Linked DNA regions of Homo sapiens: region 2 is linked to region 1. A link is an interaction called in ENCODE POLR2A ChIA-PET data of the cell type or tissue named here. Cell type or tissue: MCF 10A. All regions are shown on one strand. Each heading gives the region's core, and the rest is flanking DNA. Links, peaks and the distances in the headings are about the cores only. Region 1 has its middle 14 kb from the start of LINC01745. Region 2 has its middle 25 kb from the start of LINC01744.

The links. ChIA-PET counts read pairs that join two places held together with the same protein. Peaks named below come from ENCODE experiments on the same cell type or tissue, not always from the same donor. Only the 100,000 strongest peaks of a DNase experiment are listed, where the experiment ranks them.
Region 2: POLR2A ChIA-PET joins it to region 1 with 45 read pairs; 2 of 35 experiments call an interaction of 5 or more read pairs at or near these places.

What each region holds. Positions count from the first base shown.
Region 1 is chr1:232,701,727-232,707,107 of GRCh38, forward strand. No RefSeq gene overlaps it. Among named protein-coding and RNA genes, the nearest start is that of LINC01745, 14 kb to the right of the region's middle. In MCF 10A, for the core only: no CTCF peak of the experiment used is centred there; DNase peaks (open chromatin) are centred at 3,215, 3,725 and 4,605.
Region 2 is chr1:232,765,304-232,770,684 of GRCh38, forward strand. No RefSeq gene overlaps it. Among named protein-coding and RNA genes, the nearest start is that of LINC01744, 25 kb to the left of the region's middle. In MCF 10A, for the core only: no CTCF peak of the experiment used is centred there; DNase peaks (open chromatin) are centred at 438, 2,228 and 2,568.

The sequences.
Region 1 (5,381 bases), core at 278-5,277:
CTCACAGGCTACCCCTTCAACCACTGGCTGATAGATGTGGTGAGAGCAATAATAGCTTTGATGGACAACCCGCACAGGACTGGGAAGGGCTGGGATTGAGAGAACTCACACCTGCCTGCACTCCCACACCTGCTCCCTCTCCACATCTGCCTGCGTTCCTCCTGAAATGTAGTTCCCCAGGTAACCACATACTCACTCCCTCACCTCACTCAGGTCTTTTTCTTTTCAAACATGCCTTCCCTAACCACTGATTTTAAATTTGATCCTCTATCTTCAACCTGCATCCCTGTTTCTATAATTCCTGCTCTTTTTTTCCTTAACATACATTTCATTCACATATTTGTTTGTTGCCCCTCTCCTCCTGCTAGAATGTCAGCTCCATGAGGGCAGGGCTTTTTGTCTGTTATGTTTACTACTGTAACCCCAGTGCCTAGAACAGGGCCTGTTGAATGAATGAATGATGATATGCATTGTCTAGCACAGAGCTGAGCCTTAAACAATCTACGTACTTAAATACTTCCATCCGGCCACGCGCTATGGCTCACACCTGTAATCCCAGCACTTTGGGAGGCCAAGGCAGGTGGATCACCTGACGTAGGGAGTTCGAGACTAGCCTGACCAACATGGAGAAACCCTGTCTCTACTAAAAATACAAAATTAGCCGGGCGTGGTGGTGCATACCTGTAATCCCAGCTACTCTGGAGGCTGAGGCAAGAGAATCGCTTGAACCCGGGAGGCGGAGGTCACAGTGAGCTGAGATCATGCCATTGCACCCAGCCTGGGCAACAGGAGTGAAACGCTGTCTCAAAACAAAAAAAAATTTCCATCCCTAATTTTTCCACTGAGCTGCAAACGTAGAGTAGATTCAACTGCCAATCTGACAACCTCACTTGGCTAAGAAGAATGACAAACTAACCTGGCTCCAGGGAAACTCTTACTGCCACTGACCTTCCTCCCCTAATAGCCCTGACTTGTTCTTCCTCATCTTATTTAAAGTTACCACCATCCATCCAGACACCTCGCCAAAAATCTAGGCATCATCCTTAATTTCTTTCCTTCCCATCCACTCACATCCAATCCATCAGCAAACCTGTTGGCTTTATCTCCAAGATGAATCCCTGCTGTGTCAACTTCTCCTTATCTCCAGAAACTATTCTAGTCCAAGCCAAGCCACCAGAATTTCCTACCTGGGTTATGCATACTCTATTAACTATTCTTTTTACACTCACTTCTTCCTATAATCCCCACCCTATAAAGCAGACAGGATGGTCTTTTAAAATGCAACGCAGACGATGTCACTTCCCTGTGGAAAATTCCTCCCAGAGTCACCACTGAATATAGACTAAGATTTAGGCTCCTTTTGTGGTTTCAGTGTCCCACATGACTGGCTCTGCCTGTCAGATAAGCTCATCTGCTACTGCACACTGGATCACCTACCTTTCTGAGTCCAACACTCCCCCACGTGTCCTCAGAGCAAGTCAAGCTCATTCCTGCTTAAGGACCTTGGCTCCTGCTCTTTCTGCTACCTGGACTGCTGCGCTTCCACATCTTCACAAGGTGGTCTTCATATCCACGCATCATATCTTCACAATGTACCTTCGCATTGCTTCATATCAAATGCGACCTCCCTGGCTAAATCCTGTCACCTCCACCCTGGTCACTCTTTATCAAATCATTGTATTCTGTATCTTTCTTTCTTAGTTTTTTTAGCATGTGTTACTATCAAAAATTACGAGGTAAATTTGTTTGCTTTGTTATTTTGTCTCCTCCTGCCCATTCCCACCCTAGGTAACATGTAAATTTCCTTCCATGTGAGAAAGAACCTTATCTGCGTAGTTTACAGTTTGTCACTGTGTCCCTAGTGCCTAGCACAGAGCCAGGCTTGTCAGAGGTGATCAATGAATATTTGTTGCGTAAATGGAGTCTTGTGGAGCTAAATGGAACTGCAGTGGTATTCCCATGTAACTGATGGAGGAATAGACACTTAGGGATTTCAGTCATTTGCCCAAAGGTATGCAGCCAGTAAATGGCAGAAGAAACTAGGGTTCATAGCTGGGAGCCAGTGCTACCTGGCAGAACGTCTTCTCTTGGTAAGGCTAACTTGTCAGGACCATCTGACTTTAAAGACCTGAGGTTTTCGCCAGGCGTGGTGGCTCATGCCTGTAACCTCAGCACTTTGGGAGGCCAAGGCAGGCGAATCACCTGAGGTCAGGAGTTTGAGACCAGCCTGACCAACATGGAGAAACTCCATCTCTACTAAAAATACAAAATTAGCTGGGCATGGTGACGCATGGCTGTAATCCTAGCTACTCAGGAGGCTGAGGCAGTAGAATCGCTTGAACCTGGGAGGCAGAGGTTGTGATGAGCCGAGGTCATACCATTGCACTCTAGCCTGGGCGACAGGAGCAAAACTCTGTCGCGCAAAAAAAAAAAAAAAAAAATAGATCTGAGGTTCAGACAGGTGCCCAATTACCTACCAGGCTGGAGCTTCAGAGAGCTAGTGATCAGTCAGGGAAACCTGACCTTGAGAGAGTGGGGGTACCAAGGTAAAGGCAGGACTAGCCAGAGGTCTCACTGAGTAATTCATAGTGAAGCCCACCATAGGGGCACCAGGTTGGATGAAAGGTAGAAATCAAGTAAATTTGGCCACCAGAGTGAGAAGGATTCCATGGTAGCACTTCCCACTGCTGAAAGCCTGGCGAACACTTCCTGTTGCCTTATCTGGCTTTATGGTAGTCGTTTTCCTCTCCCTATTTAGAAGACATCCCAGTCTTATCCTTCTGGGCCATTCATGCTTGGCTAAGTTTCCAGCCCTGTGTCCCCTAGTGACACCTGTGTCTTGGCATGACACAAAGAGCCAATATGTATTAAAACAGCTCTGTTAGTAACCTGTATGGTGTTTAAGGAGCCAAGTGAAATCAGAACTAATAGTATTATCTGTCTGCTTAGTGCATAAATGTAATGGCATAATCTCATACAAGGAGCAAACAGAGACAGACAGAAAAACATCAGTTTAAAGGAGTCTTGTTTGACCTGTATGTAGTGTGCAACAGCTTCCTGGGTGTTCATGTTGCTGGGTTCAAGTCTCCAAAATAGTCAGCAGGCAGAAAGTCTCCTCTGTTTGATAACAGTCCCAGATCTGTCAGTTCGGTTGCCAACCCTAATTTGTAAATTCTCTTCTGTAAAGATTGCACAATTGTGCTCATTTTCTGTTGACTGTGGGCTGGCTAATGGCTGCTAATGAGTCAGCTGCTAAGTGACTCAGCACTGCATCAATAAAACAGATCCCTTCGTCCCTGAATCTGCTGGATGAAAATGATGTCTTCCTTTGTCAATGTGTCCCTTTTGGCCCCTGCTGAGAACTCATGACCTGATGTATTGTGTAAAGCGTCCCATCCTTAAAGAGCCCACTCTATCAACTCAATGAAAACCAAGAGGAATATTCCAAGTTTTTGGTGTTTTTCTATTCTGGTTTTTGTTTTCCTCACTGCAGAATGTTCACACTTGCATTCTTTCTAGTAAACTAGAAAGTCTCATCTTTCTTCTCGTGTAAGGTGTGCTATTGTTGATGGCACTCTATGGGCTCTGGGTGACTGAAGGTGTGTTAGAATAGATGGGTAAGAGGAAGAGACAATGGCCAGCCTTTGGTGAATCAGGGTCTGGTTTATGCCCAGACGCACAGTTGGCACTAGCAGTAAGACAGAAAATCTGGAAAAACTGAACAATCAGCTAGCCTTGGGGTATCTTTCACAATGTAATGGGTACTCAGCAACATAAGTGTCCTAACTGGCCGCCTCTCAAAGAAAACTAATACTGCATACACAAATATAAATTGGCAACAGCTTAAACACAAGTGCTGTACGTATCACAAATAAGATGTTTCACATAATAAAAGGTATTCTCTAGAGAGGGCCCTTTTCAATAATGTCAAACATCATTTGAAGTGTTCACATATTTCTCAGGATCCATCGGGAACAGGAAATGGGAACAGAGGAAACAGGAGCAGAGGACTCAAAGGAGGCATCAAGTTCTACCTCCAGAATTAGAACAGAAAAGAGAAAGGAAAGCTGCAAACCCAGTCAATCCTGGCTGTGCATGCATCAGAACCACACCAGCCTTCCACGTCTGAGATCCCGAGACAAGCTGCCTCTGAACCAGTAAGAGCCTCTTGCTCCTTCCTTCTGAGGAGCTACCCGGTGCCTGAGTACTGACTACATACTCTCCAGAGGCAAGTGTGTCTTCAGACTTTCCACCTTCATAGGCACAGTCCAGACCTAGTCGTCTTATTACTTCTTTGTTATGGGGCACTTTGAAATATAGAACCACGCCTTTATGTTCTAGGACACTGGTCTCTCCCCATTCCCTCTATGTTAGAACAGCACTATTGGTGCTGTGACATAGGTCACCCCCTCTCATGGACTTACACACTCCCTTTTCCATTTCTTTCATTCCATTCAAGAAATTTTGAAACAAGTGATTTCTAATTAAAATATTCACCTACTTTAATAATTTCATAATAGTAACAAATGACTTGTTAAACATTCCAATGTGTTGCAATATGGATGTGGAGAACTGCTCTTCTGGAAAAAACAATGAAGCTCGGAGATGTTTGTGACTTGCAGAGCTGGTAAGGACACCCAGGCCTGCTGACCCCCATCCAAGTGGCTTGTTCCTGAGCCTCACAGATTGTACAGGATTCTCAGATTGTGCAAATGCGGAAGTGGTGGTGGACAAGAGCCAGTAGCCTGTACATTTTGGTACATTTTCAGCCTCTGAAAAGTCATTTTTCTGTCTTGTACTTCAGTGTCCTTTCTCTCAACTCCAGGCTGCCTTACTTCCTCCTGAATACCCTTGACCCGTCTCTGCGCTTGAATCTTTGTTCACCTCCCTCTCTGGGATGAAAGGCTCTCTTCAATCTTCATTGGCTTCAAGACCTTGCAGGAGCACTACCTGCTCTCCGAAGCCTTTTCCCACTTCATGTCTTCTAGCGATCTCTCCCATCTCTCCTGCAGCTGTACCATCTCCATCACTCATTCAGGGCTTTCAGAACGTCCCTGATGTTGTGAAATCGTCTTTAAAAATATTGTCGTGTCCTCTTGTTGGGATATACATTCCTTTTGAGGAGGTATTGTGCCTTGTACCATTAATTATTTTATTTTCTTTTATTAATTATTAATTTATTAATGCATTATTCCAATCTACCAAAGATTTGAGATATCGTATGAAAATGATATAATCTGAGAAGATAAAATTAGCAGTCAAGGTAGTTCATGTGAAAGGGAAAACAAGAAAAGGAGACATGTTTTCACATCCCTAGCACCCCACAGAGTATCTAATCCAGGAACTCACTACTTTTTTGTTGCTTTTAGAGAATCTGTGGA
Region 2 (5,381 bases), core at 196-5,195, 63 kb after region 1:
ATTTGCACTGTGGGAGTTAAGTTGACCTTTGCAGAAGCAGCACCTACTCTTTTAGGTCACTTAATGAGCACCAATTAACGAATGACTTTACTTTGAACCTCTAGGAAATTAACTAATGGAAACAGGACATTGTGACCTCAGCCATTGTGCTTCATTTGCTACCCAAGTAACACGTTAACTTAAGGGCCCTATGAATACCCGGGAGAGCTGCCTTCTGTAGTCACAGGGAGCACTCTTCTAAATCTCAAGGTGAAATTGATCTTTCCATAAAAATGTTTCTGTTAACTAAAACGGAATGAGAAGGGTTTTCCCGAGAATGCAGTACCTCTTTTGGAAAACTATCAGGCTGTCAGGATGCCCTTAAGTACTCTTAAGTAACTCACTTACTGGCACCCTGAGGCCTGGAAGAGTTAACATCCCTTTTGCACTGAGCTAGAGCCACGTCTGTGACATTGGTAAAAGGAATTTTTTACTATCCCACTTCCTAGATGGGGAAACTACATTCTGAACATAGGAAATGGTGAAATTCACACCAAAAATTACGTTATAATAAAAACTAATCTAGGCGGGGCCCAATGGCTCACGCTTGTAATCCCAGTACTTTGGGAGACTGAGGCAGGAGGATCACTTGAGACCAGGAGTTTGAGACCAGCCTAGGCAATATAGCGAGATCCTATCTCTACAAAAAAAAAAAAAAAAAAAAAAAAAATGAATGGAAAAGGAATCTTGTTCTCATGAAGCACGGTTTTGGAAAACAAGAAGTGAGGACTGATGGGGTCAGAGGAGTGTCTAACGTGGAAGGGCGGGTATCGGCTCCAGCCATCCCCTTAAAATTCCTTTTTAAATTATCGTTTTCCCCCTCTCCCTTTCTCTTTGTAAGGTTTTATTCTGTCTTCTTGCCCATGACAAGTTCTTTTCTACTTACTGCTTAATGTGAAGTGGTCTGAAGATGAGTCTGTGTTGGAGTAGACGTGGAGAAAAACACTCCTTGTTTGGGAGGTTTAATCATTTACCCGATGTGCTACTGATATTTTAAAATGTCATGCTCTTCTGGTTACAGTTTCCAATCTGGGGCCTGCAATGCGGTGTGACCCAAATCAGCCGTCTCCAGTGTGGTGACACATCACCTCGACATGGGGCAGGAGGCAGGTGGCTATGTCTGGGCACCCAGCTGGGTGATTCCTCCAGACGTGCTCTCCCTGTCTTCCCCTCTGGCCCTCAGCAGGAAGCCAGGGTCTATTTGAGCTGTTGCTGCAGCAGCCATGTGCATACTTTGCCCAAGAGAAAAAAAAAAATCCTTGCTCTTAAACTTAGATAAATTATTCTAACAAGAGAACACAAAACAGCTTCTTGGCAGGTGAGGACCCTGTTTGCGTGAGATCATGTATTTTTCCTTTTGCTTTTCTCCAACAGTTTACTTAAAGGGCACCCACAAATAGAATGTCACAGTCCTGGGAAATTGTTTCACCAGTATTTCACTGAGTACTTGGGAACTGAGAAAGTACAAATGAATCAAACACAGTCCAGACCACAGCGTCAATAAGCAAATTATCTAAAAGAGGAGTTACAAATGCTAATTCTAAAGTCAGATAGAAAGTTCAGACAGAGAGATCCTGGAGTTCAAGAGAAGGAGCAGTGACTTGTAACTTGGAGAGTTCAAGAAGAGGTGGGAAGAGGTGGCCATTTTGAGGGTTCTGGAAGGCCAGTCCTATTTGTGTTTGTCAACTTGGGCAAGATGTCAGAGGGTCTGGGCAGAGGAGCAAGAAGAGAACAGAAAGGAAAGACCCAACATCTTATTGGGTCCAGAGGGTTTTCATTTCTTCTATCAGTAACACAGGTCCTAAATGGCAAAAAACAGTGACCACAGCTCATTTTCTGCAATATAGGCATCACTTTTGCTTTTTCCTGACACATGTAATGAAGTTTGAATCTATTTTTCCTTCCAAAAAGCTCTAAAAAGTTTTCATACGTGTATTGTAAGGAGATTTAGTGAAATTAGTTTTTTTGAGACGGCTTGTTGCTTTGCTCAGCTCCCTGTACTGTTGTAAAGTGCCAACGCATAACCAGGCAGCAATAACAGTTACCAAGAGCATTCCCTCCACAGCAATGTGGCCAGATGGCACTGAGTGATCAGGCACAGCCCGAGGGGCAAGAGGGGCAAGGTTTTGGCATCTGCTTCTTTGTAAAGGTAGATCTGCCGGGAGCACTTGGTGCCGGCCTACAGGAAGTAAGAACTCTGCACCACCAACCCCAGGCACACCTCTGAGTCATAAGTCTTGGAAGACTTCTGAAAGTCATAAGTCATTAGAATTATGCAACAGGCTTTGGGACAAATGAGACGTTGGAGAGAGCTATTCTAAAATCTGAAAGAAAAAAGCTAGTTTTAAGAAAAAAATCACAAATGATAGTTACATCTTTGAATATTGTATTTTTAGGAAAATGCATACCCCATTTGAGAAGGTTAGCGACCTTGGCCTAAAGCGTTGTTTATGTTAGACATGAGGAGTTGACTGAAATGTGCTCTCATAAGCATTTCTAGCACCATATTTACAACGTTGGCCCACAGCCAGAATAAGACGTGATCTTCCTATTGGACTGGGTTCATAGGAGCGTTTGTTCCTTAAATAACTCTAGTCTAGGCTGGGTGTGGTAGCTCACGCCTGTAATCTCAGCACTTTGGGAGGCCCAGGCAGACAGATCACCTGAGGCCAGGAGTTCGAGACCAGCCGGGCCAACATGGCTAAACCCCATCTCTACTGAAAATACAAAAATTAGCCGGGCAAAGTGGTGGGCATCTGTAATCCCAGTAGTCCCTGTAATCTCAGGAGGCTGAGGCAGGAGAATCACTTGAACCCGGGAGGCGGAGGTTGCAGTGAGCTGAGATCGCACCACTGCACTCCAGCCTGGGCGACAGAGGGAGACTCCGTTTCAAACAAACAAACAAACAAACAAACAAACACCCTCTAGTCTAGCAGAAGCCCATAATATGTTATTAGTTCTTCAACTCCATCAGTGCTTGGATCCACATATCTTCCAGGATCCTTCCCTCTTGAGTTTGATTCTGGCTGAACTTTCTCAACAAAAGAAGCCACGGAAAAAGAGGCAATGTTTCAATAACTGCCATTTGTTAAGCAAACTTTGTTCCCAGTTGTAATTATTCTGCTTCAAAATAGCATAACAGCACAGGGTGAGAAAGTCATCCACAAAATTGTTTTCTCCATCCTCCTGCTTGATGGACAATTGTACTCTCTCTAAAAAAAAAAAGAACTTATTTAAAATTGCATTTTGCTATTGCTCGAGCCAAGAATGTCTTCCTAACACTTAGCCTATTTTTTTGTGTGGTGGTCAATTCCATAATTCCTTTTCTACACTTAGATGTGAAGGGAGACTCACCACCAATATAATATATCTGTAAAGCTGAAGTGAGCAGCATCTGGAAGCCAGCACATCTATATCTGTTCCAGAGTCAGAGAATCTATCCCTCAGCTACCACCTCATGGTATACAGATGGTCACAAAGGGCAGAGGTCTCTACGTGATCTGAACTTTGTCAGCCCTTCCAGCCTCAGCTCCTACTGTAGCTTCTTATCCCCGCCATGCCCTGACAATGCCAGCCAGCACTCTTGAGGCTCTCAGAAGGCACAGGGTGTGTCCAGCTTCCATGCCTTTGCTTGTGCTCTTCTCTCCATTCACTGTGGGAGCACTTACATACTGCTGGACACACAAAGCATGCAGCTCAAGAGCATGTGAATGAATTTGCACAAATCCATTATTGGGTGTGGTATGCCAACTCTCACCAAATGTCAAGTAAATAATATATATTACAGGTTTCATTGTCAATAATATTTCTTGTGGAAATTATTACATATCTTAATATTTTCTACTGTAGATTAAGTATGGCAAAGACTTTCAACTTTTCTGCTAAGAATTAAATTTTAATTTCTTTAGTCACCTCTTGCCTCTCATCTGATCTATCTTTAAATAGATCCATCCAGGTTATGGTTCAATTCTTCTGACCAACACCTTTAGGAGACTATCCGATGCTTAACACTATAGTGTTAAGATACTTTATATTTTCTGAAACACAGATCAGGTTGAACAAGGATTTTGTATATCTTTTTTTGTACATAAGAGGCAGTCTAAATTATACTGTCTAGATGCTATTAGGATTTCTTGAACATTATAAGAATTTGGGGACCACAGTATAATATCGTAATTGGAAATAGGACTGGCCTGGAAATTCTGAGACATATGGTTTCCCTGCCATGTTTCTGAATCTTACTGCTATATTTTCTTTTGTTTTGTTTTGTTTTTAATCTCACCACCTACCACAGAAAGAGGATGTTTTTTCAATGTACATGGCTACATAAGACGTTTCAAAATCATACTTACAATGTTTCATTTAATAAATATCTAGAAACAAAGCAAGTTTTTTTAGTAGATTCCATACTACTCCAATTCTCTTCTTAGTGGATGAAAATAGTCTCAAGATTTAGGGATCCAGTTACCCAGACACACAGGGGATTTACTGAACCTAAATACCACCCAGGAGCTCTAATGGGAGCTCCCAGCCTCAGCACCCCATGCATCAATTGGCAGACTTCTTTTAGTGACTAAGGCACAACTACCTGCTGTTTTCAATTACTTCTTGCTTGACAAATGCAGTGGAGGTTACTCGCATAGTTTTTGTAAACTCCACAAAGTGCAGGAAGAAATTTTCAGAAGTCTTGCCACTGTGGGGAGACTTTCAAAGGCATCTGTCATGACTGTAGGGGAGGAAGCTTGGAGGATTTTTTGCGTTAATAAAGACATCTTACAAGGGGACTTGCATTTAGGGCCCCAGAGTTTCTTCAAAGTGGTTTCTATTTTTGACTTCTTGCTCATCTGTGTTAGAGCCAAGACGTACATCAGGGATCTCAGACAGCAAATTTATGTTTCCTAAACCTTCTGTACGCATCAAGAAATGTAGTTTAATGACTTGTTGGGAATGTTCGTATAGGTCATTTGTTGTTATTTGTTTGTTTGGCCCATTGCATCTTAAACAACACAATAAAACATTTGTATTGCCCTTTCCGAGAATGCACTGCCAGGTGGATAAAAAGTAAAAGAGACTGATTTAAATAACAAAGATACTGACACTCTCCTGTAGACTCTTTGTTAGACTTTAGCAACTTCTATGAGGGGATAATATGCTATTGATCTCCCATTAGCATGATTTTAAAAGGTCTTATTTATTTAACCATGTGCATTGAAAAAGATTCTCTTTCTATCTTACATAGTAAGTAATACTCAAAACAAAACAAAAGAAAACATAGCAATAAGATTCAGAAACACGGCAGGGAAACCATATGCCTCAGAATTTCCAGGCCCATTTCTAGTTAT